Linked DNA regions of Homo sapiens: region 1 is linked to region 2. The links are chromatin loops, found by intact Hi-C in ENCODE. Cell type or tissue: heart right ventricle. All regions are shown on one strand.

The links. A loop is a pair of places that touch in the nucleus more often than their neighbours do. Peaks named below come from ENCODE experiments on the same cell type or tissue, not always from the same donor. Only the 100,000 strongest peaks of a DNase experiment are listed, where the experiment ranks them.
Region 1: a loop joins it to region 2, with 22 times the contacts of the local background. A loop is called at or near these places in 42 of 110 quality-filtered maps.

Annotation. Positions count from the first base shown.
Region 1 is chr14:23,584,461-23,592,460 of GRCh38, forward strand. No RefSeq gene overlaps it. Among named protein-coding and RNA genes, the nearest start is that of JPH4, 9.7 kb to the left of the region's middle. RefSeq lists an enhancer at 686-1,185. In heart right ventricle, a CTCF peak has its summit at 4,709 (motif pointing right); a DNase peak (open chromatin) is centred at 4,741; H3K27me3 peaks cover 1,048 bases.
Region 2 is chr14:23,925,989-23,933,988 of GRCh38, forward strand. LOC105370411 (a long non-coding RNA gene) reads right to left here and starts at 4,026. Exons shown (of 2, transcript XR_943618.2): 1 at 3,218-4,026; 2 at 1,926-2,033. It also overlaps a transcript of LINC00596 not described here. In heart right ventricle, CTCF peaks have their summits at 3,971 (motif pointing left) and 4,170; a DNase peak (open chromatin) is centred at 3,973.

The DNA.
Region 1 (8,000 bases), 340 kb before region 2:
CATCAGATTAGTTAGATACAGAGTTTCAACACACAGGTTCTCCAAGGCCCCACCAGAGCAGCTAGATACAGAGTGTCGATTGGTGCACTCACAAACCTTCAGCTAAACACAGGGTGCTGATTGGTGTGTTTACAAACCTTGAGATAGATACAGAGTGCCGATTGGTGTATTTACAATCCTTGAGCTAGACATAAAGGTTCTCCATGTCCTCACCAGAGCAGCTAGATACAGAGTGTCGATTGGTGCACTCACAAACCTTGAGCTAAACACAGAGTGCTGATTGGTGTATTTACAATCCCTGAGCTAGATATAAAGACTCTCCACGTCCCCACCAGACTCAGGAGCCCAGCTGGCTTCACCTAGTGGATCCTGCACCGGGGCTGCAGGTGGAGCTGCCTGCCAGTCCTGCACCGTGTGCTCGCATTCCTCAGCCCTTGGGTGGTCGATGGGACTGGGCGCAGTGGAGCAGGGGGTGGTGCTCGTCGGGGAGGCTCGGGCCGCACAGGAAACCATGGAGTGGGTGGGAGGCTCAGGCATGGCGGGCTGCAGGTCCCGAGTCCTGCCCCATGGGAAGGCAGCTAAGGCCCTGGCAAGAAATCGAGCGCAGCGCCGGTGGGCCAGCACTGCTGGGGGACTCAGTACACCCTCCGCAGCCACTGGCCCGGGTGCTAAGTCCCCCATTGCCCGGGGCCAGCAGGGCTGGCTGGTTGCTCCGAGTGCGGGGCCCGCCAAGCCCACGCCCACCCGGAACTCCAGCTGGCCCACAAGCGCCGCATGCAGCCCCGGTTCCCACTGGTGCCTCTCCCTCCACACCTCCCTGCAAGCTGAGGGAGTGGGCTCCGGCCTTGGCCAGCCCAGAAAGGGGCTCCCACAGTGCAGTGGGGGGCTGAAGGGCTCCTCAAATGCCACCAAAGTGGGAGCCCAGGCAGGGGAGGTGCCGAGAGCAAGCGAGGGCTCTGAGGACTGCCAGCATGCTGTCACCTCTCATTTGGTTTTCTGTTCTTGTGATAGTTTGCTGAGAATGATGGTTTCCAGCTTCATCTATGTCCCTGCAAAGGACATGAACTCATCCTTTTTTTATGGCTGCATAGTATTCCATGGTGTATATGTACCACATTTTCTTTATCCATTCTATCATTCATGGACATTCAGGTTGGTTCCAAGTCTTTGCTATTGTGAATAGTGCCGCAATAAACATATGTGTGCATGTGTCTTTATAGTAGAATGATTTATAATCCTTTGGGTATATACCCAGTAATGGGATTGCTAGGTCAAATGGTATTTCTGGTTCTAGATCCTTGAGGAATCGCCACACTGTCTTCCACGATGTTTGAACTAATTTACACTCCCACCAACAGTGTAAAAGTGTTCCTATTTCTCCACATCCTCTCCAGCATCTGTTGTTTCCTGACTTTTTAATGTTTGCCATTCTAACTGGTGTGAGATAGTATCTCCTTGTAGTTTTGATTTGCATTTCTCTAATGACCAGTGATAATGAGCATTTTTTCATATGTTTGTTGGCTGTATAAATGTCTTCTTTTGAGAAGTGTCTGTTCATATCCTTTGCCCACTTTTTACTGGGGTTGTTTTTTCTTGTAAATTTGTTTAAGTTCTTTGTAGATTCTGGATATTAGACCTTTGTCAGATGGATAGATTGCAAAAATTTTCTCCCATTCTGTAGGTTGCCTTTCACTCTGATGATAGTTTCTTTTGCTGTGCTCTTTAGTTTAATTAGATTCCATTTGTCAATTTTGGCTTTTGTTGCCATTGCTTTTGGTGTTTTACTCATGAAGTCTTTGCCCATGCCTACGTCCTGAATGGTATTGCCCAGGTTTTCTTCTAGGATTTTTATGGCTTTAGATCTTATGTTTAAGTCTTTAATCCATCTTGAGTTGATGTTTGTGTAAGGTGTAAAGAAGGGGTCTAGTTTCAGTTTTCTGCATATGGCTAGCCAGTTTTTCCAACACCATTTATTAAATAGGGAAACTTTTCCCCATTGCTTGTTTGTGTCAGGTTTGTCAAAGATCAGATGGTTGTAGATGTGTGGTGTTATTTCTGAGGGCTCTGTTCTGTTCCATTGGTCTATATATCTGTTTTGGTACCAGTACCATGATGTTTTGGTTACTATAGCCTTGTAGTATAGTTTGAAGTCAGGTAGCATGATGCCTCCAACTTTGTTCTTTTTGCTTAAGATTGTCTTGTCTATGTGGGTTCTTTTTTGGTTCCATATGAAGTTTAAAGTAGTTTTTTCCAATTTTGTGAAGAAAGTCAATGGTAGCTTGATGGGGATAGCATTGAATGTATAAATTACTTTGGGCAGTATGGCCATTTTCACGATACTGATTCTTCCTATCCATGAGCATGGAATGTTTTTCCATTTGTTTGTATCCTCTCTTATTTCCTTGAGCAGTGGTTTGTAGTTCTCCTTGAAGAGGTCCTTCACATCCCTTGTAAGTTGTATTCCTAGGTATTTTATTTTCTTTGTAGCAATTGTGAATGGGAGTTCACTCATGATTTGGCTTTCTGTTTGTCTGTTTGTCTGTGTATAGGAATGCTTGTGATTTTTGCACATTGATTTTGTATCCTGAGACTTTGCTGAAGTTGCTTATCAGCTTAAGGAGATTTTGGGCTGAGAGGACTTTTTTTTTTTTTTTTGAGATGAAATCTTGCTCTGTCTCCTAGGCTGGAGTGCAGTGGCGTGATCTCGCCTCACTGAACCCCTCCCCTCCTAGGTTCAAGCAATTCTCCTGCCCCAGCCTCTTGAGTAGGAGGGATTACAGGCTCCTACCACCATGCCTGGCTAATTTTTTTTTCTTTTTTTGAGACAGAGTCTCACTCTTGTCACCCAGGCAGGAGTGCAATGGCATGATCTCGGCTCACTGTAACCTCCACCTCCCAGGTTCAAGCGATTCTCCTGCCTCAGCCTCCCGAATAGCTGGGGTTACAGGTGGGCACCACCACGCCTGGCTAATTTTGTATTTTTAGTAGAGGACGGGTTTCACCATGTCGTTCAGGCTGGTCTTGAACTCCTGACCTCAGGTGATCCACCCGCCTCGGCCTCCAAAAGTGCTGGGATTACAGGTGTGAGCCACCTTGCCCAGACTAATTTTTGTATTTTTAGTAGAGACAGGGTTTCGCCATGTTGACCAGGCTGGTTACAAACTCCTAACCTCAAGTGATCTGCCCACCTCAGCCTCCCAAAGTGCTGGGATTACAGGTGTGAGCCAGGCACATTGTAAGCATTTTCCATGTCATTAAAACATCCTTGATTTTTAAATGGCTATATAATATTCCAGTGTTTGGATGCACAATAATTTGTTTATTTTAGCATAGCACTTTTACATTTTTTTCTATTAAAAATTAACAAGTGACCAGGTGTGGTGGCTCACACCTGTAATCCCAGCACTTTGGGAGGCCGAGGCAGGCAGATCACCTGAGGTCGGGAATTCCAGACCAGCTTGACCAGCATGGAGAAACCCCATCTCTACTAAAAAAATACAAAATTAGCCAGGAGTGGTGGCACATGCCTGTAGTCCCAGCTACTCGGGAGGCTGAGGCAGGAGAATCACTTGAACCTGGGAGGTGGAGGTTGCAGTGAGCCAAGATTGTGCCATTGCACTCCAGCCTGGCAATGAGAACAAAACTCAGTTTCAAAAAAAAAAAAAAAAATTAACATGTTCGTATACAAATCTTTGTATCTCTGATGCTTTCTTTCTTTTTTTTGAGGGGTCTCACTCTGTCACCCAGGCTGGAGTGCAGTGGCATGATTATATTTCACTGCAGCCTCATCCTCCCAGGATCAAGTAGCTGGGACCACAGGTGTGCACCACGATGCCTGGCTAATTTTTTGTATTTTTTTTTGTAGAGACAGGGTTTTGCCATGTTGCCCAGGCTGGTCTCGAACTCCTGAGCTCAAGCAATCCTCCTGCCTCGACCTCCCAAAGTGTTGGGATTACAGGCATGAGCCGCCACGCCCGGCCTCTGATACTTTCTTTAAAAAGTTTTATAAAAAAAAGTTTTATCATGGAACATTTCAAACATGTACCAAAGTAAACAGAATAGAATAAAGAACCCCCATGTATCTATCACCCAGCTGCAGTAATTCTCACTCTTGTCCAATCTTGTTTTCTCCTCCCTCATTTATTTCAAATTCCAGGTATCATGTTATATCAGTCTATTGATTTCTTCAGGCTGGATTCTTAACATAAGGATCTCTGAGTCACAGGATAGAAACATTTTTAAAGATTTTGGCTTTATTTTACCAGCATCTCTGCTAGAAAGTTTGTACAAATTTACACCCTCACCAATTGTTCATGAAAGTGCTTGTCTTATTGCACCCTGACCTGCATTGATCTTTAGTTGTAACACACACACACACACACATACGCACAGAGATACACAGATACACAGACAGACACACATTTTTGCCAACTTGATAGGTGAAAAGTGTTTTATACAGTATACATTTGTTTGATTGATTGCTAGGCTTATATTAAGTAGGCATCTGGTGACTCCAGTGGAGCAAATCCTCCTGAAGGTGCCCTAAACATGCTGGCACCTCCTGGGGACCTCAGCTGAGGCCTGTGGGGGTGGAGGTGGGAGGGTACAGCTTTTCATCTGTGCTGGGACCTGGGAGCTTCCCCCTGCCCTTAGAGCGGGGAGGAGCTTGAAAAGATTTTCCTCCTCATCTCCCGGCAGCCACCAGGGGTCAGGATGGGGCCAGAGATGCTGCTGGTGGGAGAGGGTGAAGATGGCCAGCTGCCAGACACTGCATTTCCTCTGTCTGGCCACTGCTGGCTGGTTGCACAGCTCCCCTCTGCTTATCAGATCATGATTCCAGAATGTTCTTCATGGCTGGCCTTCGCTGTCTGACTGTCCCCGCCTCTCACTGCTCCCAGGTTTGGCTTGCTGAAAAGGGAACCTGCTTGACAGATACCACCCTGGACATATAATGGTTTTGCTTTGTTTCTCTACACATCTCTGTGAGACTGGGTTCACTATGGCACAGGGATTTTTAACCTGAGATCCATGAACTGAAAGACCCAAGGACAGGCCTTAGGGACTGTAAACCCTCTGAAATTGGGCAAATGGGGTATACATCTCCTTTTTCCCCGTCTGGGGAGAGAACAATAGCTTTGTGAGATTCATGGCCCCCAAAGTCCAGCATCTTCCGGTACCCCTCCTCCCTCCTTAGCCCATTTGCTTCCTATGATGGCTGCAAAGAGAGAAACTTGCTGTTGGAAACAGGGGGCCTTGGGAGTCAGGCTAAGGGATTGGACCTTCCTCCTCACCCAATGAAACTGAGAGAAGAACCTGCATTTTCCCTGGGGTGGGATGCACTGGTAAAGGGGAAGTGGGCAATACTGTCAACCCCTGGGGCAACCATCGGGGCTGTACTGGATCTAGGTACACAGTGAGGTACCCTGCCTCATACTGATGTGCACATGCTTGTGTGCTGTTAATGACTGGGTCCAGGGAGCAGAGGATGAGGGAAGAAGGCTGATCTCAAGCTAGTGGTCTTGCAGCCTATATCTCTGAGCCCTGGGCAGTGGCATGAGCAAGATGCCCAAAATGTAGCAAGCAGCCAGGTTACTTTCTGCTGGGGTACTGCTTATTTTGCTTATTTTAGTCTTAATAAAGCAAAGTAAAGTCTTATTTTGCTACAACTTGATCTAAGTATTAACTCTTGTGCAAGTGTGGGTGGGATGTGCGGTTAGGACTCACGAGACTCTCAGAGCAATGCAGCCTTGCTCTACAGCAAAAAGAGGAGCTGGGGGCTTGGCGAGGCTGAGGGTCAAGGCCAGAGTTGTCCAGGACATCAGATATGCGGAAAAAACCTGAGCATTACTAAATCCCATACTAGTGCTTCATTTTATCTCACAGTAATGATTTATATTTGTACATAAACTAAGGCTGGGCACAGTGGCTCATTCCTGTCATCCCACACTTTGGGAGATGAAGGTGGAAGGATTGCTCGAGGCCAGGAATTTGAGACCAGCCTGGGCAACATAGTGAGATCCCATCTCTACAAAAAATTTGAGAAAACACTTGCGCTAGGTGTTTGAGACCAGCCTTGGGAACATGGCAAAACCCCATCTCTACAAAAAAACCCCAAAACTAGCTGGATGTAGTGGTGCATAGCTGAGGTCCCAGCTACTTGGTAGGCTGAGGTGGGAGGATTGCTTGATTCTGGGAGGCAGAGGTTGCAGTGAGCTGAGATGCGCCATTGCACTCTAGTGAGACTTTGTCTCAAAAAAAAAAAAAAAAAAAAACCAAAACCAAAAAAATTAAAAAAGCTAGCCAGGTGTGGTGGTGTGCCCCTGTAGTCCCAGCTACTCCAGAGGCTGAGGTGGGAGGATCACTTAAGCCCCATACTTTGAGGTTGCTCTTTCTCCAAAAAAAAAAAAAAAAAGGCAGGGCAGTGGCTCATGCCTGTAATCCCAGCACTTTGGGAAGCCGAGGTGGACAGATTACCTGAGGTCAAGAGTTCGAGACCAGCCTGGCCAACATGGTGAAACCCCATCTCTGCTAAAAATACAAAATTAGCCAGGCTAAGGCATGGCGGTGCATGCCTGTAATCCCAGCTACTTGGGAGGCTGAGGCTGTGTTTTAGTAGAGGCCATGTTGGCCAGGCTGGTCTCGAACTGCCAACCTCAGGTGATCTGCCCACCTGGGCTTCCCAAAGTGCTAGGATTACAGGCATGAGCCACTGTGCCCGGCCTACTTGGAGCTATTTTGAAATACATAATAGATTATTATAAACTATAGTCACTTTACTGATCTATCAAACACTAGGTTTTATTTCTTCTATCAAACCGTATATTCTTCTATTAAACCATATATTCATCCCCCCACCCCCTTCCTGGCCTCTGGTTACCACAAATCTACTCTCTATGTTCATGAGATCCACATTTTTAGCTTCCACATATAAGTTAGAACATTTTAAACAATTTCCCACCTCAGGTCCAAAAAAGTTAGAACATGTGATATTAATGTTTTTGTGGCTGGCTCATTTCACTTAACACAATGATCTCCAGTTCCATCTATGTTGCTGAAAATGAGAGGATTTTATTCTTTTTTATGGTTGAATAATATTCCATTGTGTATATATACCACATGTTCCTTATCCATTCATTCACTGATGGACACTTAGGTTGATTTCATATTATGGCTACTGTGAATAGTGCTGCAAAAAACATGGGAGTGTAATATCTTTTCAATTTATTGATTTCTTTTCTTTTAGGTACATACCCAGTAGTGAAATTGCTGGGTCATATGGTAATTCTAATTTTTAATTTTTTTTTTTTCTTTATTTGAGATGGAGTTTTGCTCTTGTTGCCCAGGCTGGAGTGCAATGGCACGATCTTGGCTCACCGCAACCTCTGCCTCCCACATTCAAGTGATTCTCCTGCCTCAGCCTCCCGAGTAGCTGGGATTACAGGCACTCACCACCACGCCCAGCTAATTTTGTATTTTTAGTAGAGACAGGGTTTCTCCATGTTGGTCAGGCTGGTCTCGAACTCCCGACCTCAGGTGATCTGCCCGCCTCAGCCTCCCAAAGTGCTGGGATTACAGGCATGAGCCACCACACCTGGTCAAATTTTTAGTTTTTTGTAGAAACTTCATCTTGTTTCCATAGTGGCTGTACTAATAATTTACATTCCTACCAACAGTGCACAAAGATTCTCCTTTCTCTACATCTTCGCTAGCATTTGTTATTCTTTTTTGTTGTTATTGAGAAAAAGTCTTGTTCTGTTGCCCAGGCCAGAGTGCAGTGGCACGATCTTGGCTCACTGCAACCTACGCCTCCTGGGTTCAAGCAATTCTTGTGCCTCAGCCTCCCGAGTAGCTGGGATTACAGACATGCACCACCATGCCCAGCTACTTTTTGTAGTTTTGGTAGAGGCGGGGTTTTGCCATTTGGTCATGGCTGGTCTCAAACTCCTGGCCTCATGTGATCCACCTGCCTAGGCCTCCCAAATACTGGGATTACAGGCATG
Region 2 (8,000 bases):
AATTTCTGGAGGACAGAAAGTTCTATCCCTGAGGGGCAGGCTACAAGGGAAGCCAAATAACGCTATGAGAGGTTACGTGGTAACCATGCAATCGGAAAAGCGTTACTGTAACTCAAGTGTTTGATGGGGGTCAGGGTAGCATAAAACATCCTTTTCCACAAAAACACAATGCCTGTTTCTGGACCCAGAGACACCATGGCCTTGGGCTGGGCACTTCACCTGAGCGGGGCATAGACTAGCATGTATGCCTGCCTCTCCTCCTCCTGGGGTCTGTGGGTCTTTAGCTCTTGTTCTAATTAACAAAATACCTTCATTCAGGCCTGGGAGTCACTCCACCTCCTTAATGTGACTGGGCCCCTCTCTGCTCTGATGAGTTATGCTGGTTTTACAGTTTACAGCTCAGAGAGCGCTTATGTCTGCTATTTCTTGCAGATGTTTTCACTCTTGCCTCCACGAGGCGGCTAATATTACCCATTTTGAGGATGACAAAATAGTGAGGAAGGTCACAGAGCTGGTCCTCAAAGCGGGACTTGAACCTCGGCCTTCTGACTGCCAATCCTGTTCTTTCCATGCTACTCGTTGTTTAAGAGAAGAAGCCTTCAAGATCTGCAGCTAACCCAACCCCACTGGCTCCGCAACCCTGGGCCCAGCCTGTGCGTCTGCTTCCTCCCCAACTCGCACTGGTCTCAGCAGCCATCCCAGGAGGCGCCCCGGCTCCACGCTTCCCTGGTGCCTCAACTTTATGCACCCAGCATGTCTGGCCACAGCAGCCACCCACTGCATGCACCATACCTCAGTGTCTGTCCACACTACACCACAGTGAGCGGTCCTGGCCTGCCTTGGCGCCACCCTGCGGCTCCTCTCCTTGCCATCCACTCACACTCTTCCTCTGCCGTCTGTGCCACCATCTTTGCAGTTTTCTGCTCCCTTGGCCACAGCTCCAAGATTCTACCTGGTCTCCACTGCTCCATCTGGACTCCTAGGCAGGCTCACTCCCACCTATTGTTCTCTTTTTAGCCTTGGCATTGTCTCCACTCTCTGCCTTTCCATTTATATGGCACAGTAACTAAATGTTTTGCATTTTCCAACACCACACTGACTTCAACTCTTCTGTCCCACCATCAGACCGTTGGGGAAATTTTACAGGTCAGAAATATGTAGATTTATTGTGCCTAGACATCATGTTTTCATTGGCACCACACGCAAAGAATACAAAATCCAAAAGGCACCAACGAATATAGCACATATAGTAAAATTAAGTCACTTCCTAGCCCTCTTCCCCAGGCCCACAAGCCCCCGCTTCCCCTACTCAGGGGCAGCAACTGTAAGCAGTTTCTTATGCTTCCAGACATAGTCCGTGAACCTCTGACTTGGGCGGGATTGCCAGTGTTTCAGCAGCAGCATTGGCAACTTTCTAACCATTTGTAAATGTAATAGTATATAAAGATTTTTTAAAATTCAGCTTCGATTCCACCACCCTAAATTAACTCATGTCATTTCTCTACATTGCATCCCAATTTTTATCTACATACACACATTTTTCATTGTTTTAATCATAGTATGGTTAAAAGTTTAGTTCTACTTCCATTGCTAATTTCTTACACATATTTCATCTTCATTATTTTTAACAGCTACATAATATTCATTTGGGGTAAAACTCAGTTCTTCAGTTTTTATTCCAAGTTTTCACAATTGTAAATATCAGTATAACAATCTATAATTTTTTCTTCTTTGAATTATTGCTTTAGGACAAGTTCCCGGAGTGGTAGTATTGAATCTAAGGAATGTTTCATGTCACATTTAGCCAAATAACTCTCTTAGAAAGGTCAGAGCAGTTGTAATTCCTCATACAGGTATAAGGACACATCTTACTTTTGTTCCATCAAATACAATAATTATACTTATCAACAAAAAATGCTTCCTCATGATGTTCTGTTTATATATTTCTGTAATAAATAAATAACTCAGGTCAATGTCTTCTCTTTAGGTTTCTGTGTTTAATGCAGACTTCTGTTAGAAGCAGTCCTCAGAGCCTGTTGGAATAATGTGAGTGAGTGACTGGTTGGATTTCTAGGACCTCAAAGAGCTTTTAGTTCTTTGTCGCGCCCCACATGAAAGGCAGTTTGGCAAGGTCAAGTATGGTGGGGATGCATTCTCTCTCTCTCTCTCTCTCTCTCTCTCTCTCTCTCTCTCTCTCTCTCTCTCATCCTTGGTAACATTGTTTCATATCCACTGAGCTCTTTTTATGTTACTAGAAAATCCAATCGTGTTTCCAATGTATATTCTTTTAAGAGATCTTCTCTTTTTGCATGTCATCAAAGATGTATTTCCCTTATTATTTAAAATATATATAAGACCCCTCCCACTTTGGAGAGCAGGACCTGGACTTGAACTTGGACTCTTCACTTACTAGTTATATCCCTTGGGCAAATCACTCAGTTTCTTGGAGGTTAATTTCTATCTGTAAGATGGGAGATTAATAATATCTGTCTACCTCACATTGTTGTAAAAATCAAATGAAAAGATGTATAAGTGTGAGAACTGTTTCCTAAATGTTCGTAACTATTCTGTTAGACCATGTAACTCTTCTCTATTTCAAGTCTAATCTCTTATTGATTCTGGAATAAAGTATTCCTGCATCTTTAGTTATTGATTTAGGACCTTTTCTTTCTTTGGCTTACTCAGGAAGTCTAACTATTCAGAAATTGCAATACTCAGATCTATTCCCCAGATCTGCCCTCCTGAAGTGTTTCATTTCTTAATTTAGTTTCTTTAAATTCTGGATCTATTGCTCAGGTTTCTTTACTGATTTAAGTGCCATTTCTGCTTTGTGCAGTTTAAACATGATTTTCAATGTGTCTTTTGCAATAATCATTACTTTCATTCTTTTTTATTCTGACTTTCACTAGGGAGGATGTAATGTCCACTTGATTTCTTTGAAAAGAGGCTCCAGCCATTTTCTGAATTCTGTGTATGGTTCCCTGTGGTTGTTTCTTTCTTTGGGATTAATTAAAATAAAGTTTTTTGTGTGGGCTCATTGGGTGTTTTTTGAAACTTTTTTAGAAAACCCACATTGATTTTTTTTCAGTTTAGTGCATTCTCCCTTAAGTTACTTCAGTGACTGGTCTTTGCTGTACTGCTGAAAATTCTTTAGTAACATTTTTCAATTAATTTTAAGAGAATTTGCAATTAGGAGTTTGACTGGTTTTCTACTCACTCCAATATTTTCCCGGATAATTTTTTTCTACCATGTCAGGCCTTTCTATCTTCTGATTCAATGGAGTCTGGAAAGAATCCAAAGTCTAATTATGGGATTAGAACAAGAAAGCCAAGTACTTTCAATGGAAAACTGAAAAATGCCTTTTTGTGCTTTGTTGCTGCTGTTAAGGCTCAGGCTGAGTCTAAGAAAAGGGAAGAAAGATTGGAATACTGAAATAAAATCTTACCAAAAACGCTTTAATAACCTTACATATTAGCTGCATTCCTAAAGGCTCTGAACCTTCCAGGCATCTCGCAAGCGGCAAGGGCCGCATTCATTTCTTTGGCTATAAATGAAGGGATGCTAAATTATTTCCAAGGTCACTTTTCCATCTCTGAATTTCTACAACATTAAATAATGTTTAAGCTGCGAGTTCAGGCATGAATTAATGTAACCAGAATTATTCCCACTTCTTGCTACCCTGCCCACAAAATGCACACACACACACCCCCACTTTGATTTCCCGATTTTTAAATTGTTCAAATCAATTGTTATGAAACATAAAATGAAGCCGGGAGAGAGAAAATGAGGGAACCGAATACAAAATTCCTCCCTTCTGGAATCAGGGCAGCCTCTGCACCCCCAGATCTCCTCCAACACATGAGGTACTTAAGAGGAGACCCCTCAAGGCAGCACCCTGCCAAGGCATGGTTGAGTCACCAAATCTCAGCCGTTTGGACTGTGAGGGGAGACCCTGCAGCCCTCTGGTGGACAAAAGTGGCATTACAGCCTTCTCTGCATCCAAAAGGTCACAGCCCATCTGAGATGGAAGCGTGATGGATCTATCTGCAAGCGTGACCTGAAATCCTAACCAAGGGCCAACCTGCCCAGGACAGGCTGGATCTTTGCCTCAGAAATGGTGCTTTTGTCATTTTGAGAAACATTATCCCTGCAGATTTCAGATTTGAAACTCAAGAAGGCTATGGTGGATTTCAAATAGGGTAATGTTAAATGGCCTACATTTTTACTAGTATTGTGGGCACTCCTACCAGAAGAAAAATTTTTTAATTCCATATAATTCAGAATGAAGTTAATCAGAATGAAGTTGTTCCCCACTCCTTTCTTGTGTCCTTCCAGCCCTCAGGATGGTAGCAGCTTCCGCTGCCACTAATATGTGGTTGTTTCACCAGCCCATTTGGCTTCTCAGCCCAGTCCAACGTGTAACCAATTTCCTGTTTTAAATTCCCTCTTTGAAATGCCTACAATGATTTTGTTGTGCTTGGCAATAGGAATATGGCAGTGACCAAGACAGACTTCGTTCCAGATCTTATGGAGCTCATAGTCTAGCTCAGGAAAATAAATATTAAATAAGCACTCATTCAGTTAATAATTATTTCAAAAAGGAAGTACATGAGAATGCATAGCAGAGGAACTTAACCTGGAATAAGGATAAATTTTGTAGTTCCACAGGTGACACTAGAAGCTAGAAACTCTAGGCCAGCAGGACTTTACACAGAGACAGTCCCACAGCTATGATGGAAGCACAGAAAGTTGTGATGTTGCCTCTCCTCCTCCCTGGGTCCAGCAGGGAAGAAAGGAAGGGTTCCTAGCCAAAGGCGGAAGTGGAGGATTTCAGGCAGGATTCAGTGCACAGTAGTGACAGAGAAGCAAGGATGGAGTTCTTCTGACAGCCTGCAGGCACCCAAGAAAACTTGGCTCTGCTAGATCTGGCCAGGAAAGAAACCAAAATCTTGAAGGAATGTGTCATCGCCCTGGCAACCTCCAAGCCACGGGAGTCAGACAATGTCCAGACCAAGCCTGACTCAAAAAATGCTTTCCCAAAGATTTAACCTATAATATCACAATATTTCCCCAGTCTCCTCCTGACCAGCATCATATGATAGGGTACGAGGATGGGAGAACCAGCCTGCTGCTGTGCTCTCTTGTCCCAACAGGTGTCTGCTCCTGTCTTGATGAGCTCAAAACATCCTTATCTTCTCTACCTGTCAATACTGATGAACACCAGATTACTCAACACCCTGATGCGCCATGCCAAATCCTAACAACTCTCAATTTATATCAGATGGGATAGGCATACTTTATTCAGCTTTGCTATTTAGATCAGGGGTCCCCAATCCCTGGGCTACAGACCAGACAAGTCCATGACCTGTTAGGAACCAGGCTGCACAGCAGGAGGTGAGTGGTGGGCGACCAAGGGAAGCTTCATCTGTATTTACAGCCACTCCCCATCACTCGCATTACCGCCTGAGCCCTACCTCCTATCAGATCAGCAGAGGCATTAGATTCTCATAGGTGCATGAACCCTATTGTGAACTTCATATGCAAAGGATCTAGGTTTCACACTCCTTATGAGAATCTAATGCCTGATGATCTGTCACTGTCTCCCATCACCCCGATGGGGCCATCTAGTTGCAGGAAAACAAGCTCAGGGGTCCCACTGATTCTACATCATGGTGAGTTGTACAATTACATATATATATATATATATATATATATATATACATATATATATATATGTATATAATATATAATGTAATAATAATAGAAATAAAGTGCACGATAAATGTAATGAGCTTGAATCATCCCAAAATTATCCACCCGCAAACCCCACAGTCCATGGAAAAACTCTTCTACGAAACCAGTCCCTGGTGCCAAAAGATTGGGGACTGCTGATTTAGATCACTGTTTACAAGATCTAAAGTTTTTTGAACAGAGAACTTCTACTCCCTTACCACAGAGGGAAGTCATTACTCGCCGTCCTGCCTTACAGAGTCCCCGATAAGGAATGAGGGAGAGAGCAAAGTTTCAAGTCTTCTCTCTCCAAGTTCACTGCCTATTCTAAGTTAATATTAGATGACCTTAGAATGCCTAAACAATTATAACTCCACATATTACCCCCCACAGGGCCTTGGTCTGTCCTTTGAACTCCAATTACATTTAGTGTACACTGTCAAACTCATGACTCAAGAAGTCATTATGGGTTAGTTGCAGCAACTGAGGCAGGCCAAGAAAAGGAGGGAGCTCTGATGTTGCTTGAGACCCTTGGATGAGGGCCCAGAGCAGCCCTTCTCAATCTGGGCTACATGAGCAAACTAAGCCCTAATGCCCAAAGGCATCTATTTTATGTAATGAATTAACTTATATTTCTCGTTCTTCTAGAATGGAACTAATTATGTCACATCCTAGAGAAACTGAGAAGACAGTCACTCAAATAATGTTCTGTAGACCTTAATTCTTTCCTGGAAATCCTGTTGAGAAAGGCTGGCCTAATAGCAAAAGTAGGTTCCAGTAATACTTTTGTCACTCTCTTGAACCTGTCTAATTCAGAGGACCGTACACAAATGATGACAGTCACACAAGCATCAGCACAACGAGGGAGAAATGTATATTGAAAGGACATGGGTATAAAGACATAGCGAGAAAACATGGAAAAGCTACTAGGCAACCAGAAGAGCCCCAAGAAGGCCACACCCAGGTCTCCCGATGGCCTTTTATCTTCCTTCTGCACAAATGAGATACAGCAGATGCTTATCAATTTAACAAGAGATATCTGACCCCTCCAACTAACCAGACCCATTCCATTTTAGCAGAAGACAACCGAAGAAATTAAACCTATTTTTATCTAGCATGATCGCCTTTGCAGTGTCCATTTTCTGGATATATCCACACAAAACCAGCTTCTCCCCTCATCACCCTCACACTCTCCCACCCTCAGTCCACTGAGCCCTGTGGGAAGGAGTGAAGGGGTGCAGAGGAACTAGTTACCAACAGTGACTATGTTCCATGGGATAAAGAAAGAGTGGGACACTGGAGGGAAGATTCATATGATCTGCCTCGTGGTCCCAGAGTTCTGCCGACTGGGGCAAGGTTGAGCCACTCTGTGGGAGAGATGCAGTGGAAGGGTGGAAAAGAGGTGCTGATGAATCCCACTTAGTTTAGTGCTTTTTTTGGCAGTTGTTTTCTAGGTGTTTCACTGATGCGTCCTATTTCCTCAGCTAGCTTGTAAATTCCTTCAGTGCAAAGATGAAGTTTATGCTGTAAATCTTTAATTTTCTACAGTGTTTAGCACACTGCTTCTCCTGCAGATGCTTGATCAGCATATTGTTGATTAATTAGAATCTGCTTGGGAGGAAAATGGTGTATCCTTGCAACAATTACAGTTAAGGTTTATGTTGAAGTACTGTATGAATATCATGTAGCTTAAAATATTTAATACTTGTGCACTATGAGCCAAAGCTCTCCCCCACATCCTGCCCTGCTATGCTTCATGGGAACCACCCACCTTGAAAATTGGACAGAAACAGAATACTGAGTGGGGAGGGGGCCTCCTCACTGCTGGAATTTAGCAGAGCTCCTCCTGGAAACAGCCCAAAAGTCTCTTTCTCATCTAACTCTTCGGGAACAGCAGGCAAACCAGAAACTGACCGCCCATCTCCTTTCCACCCCTGCTGCCCCCTCCAGTCAGAGGTTTGTCTCATGCTACCCCCATGTGAAAGCAACGCTTTGCTGCTGAACTCTAGAGTCCCAGCAACACTCACCTCTTGCTACTCGCAGTGAGCAATCAGCTTGCATAGCCCATCCCCAGGGCCTTCAGGTCAGCCTCCGGACCACCTCTGGTGGGGTCCTAGTGCTCCTCTGTGGTCTGAAGCCTGTGAAATCTGACTGCCAGTTTCAGGCTGGGGATCACAGGGCCCTGACCCCTGCTGTGGCTCCCAGATCAGCCAGGAGCTTGGATATCAAGACCTTGGAGGGAGTTTGATGCTGAAAACTGACACCAAAC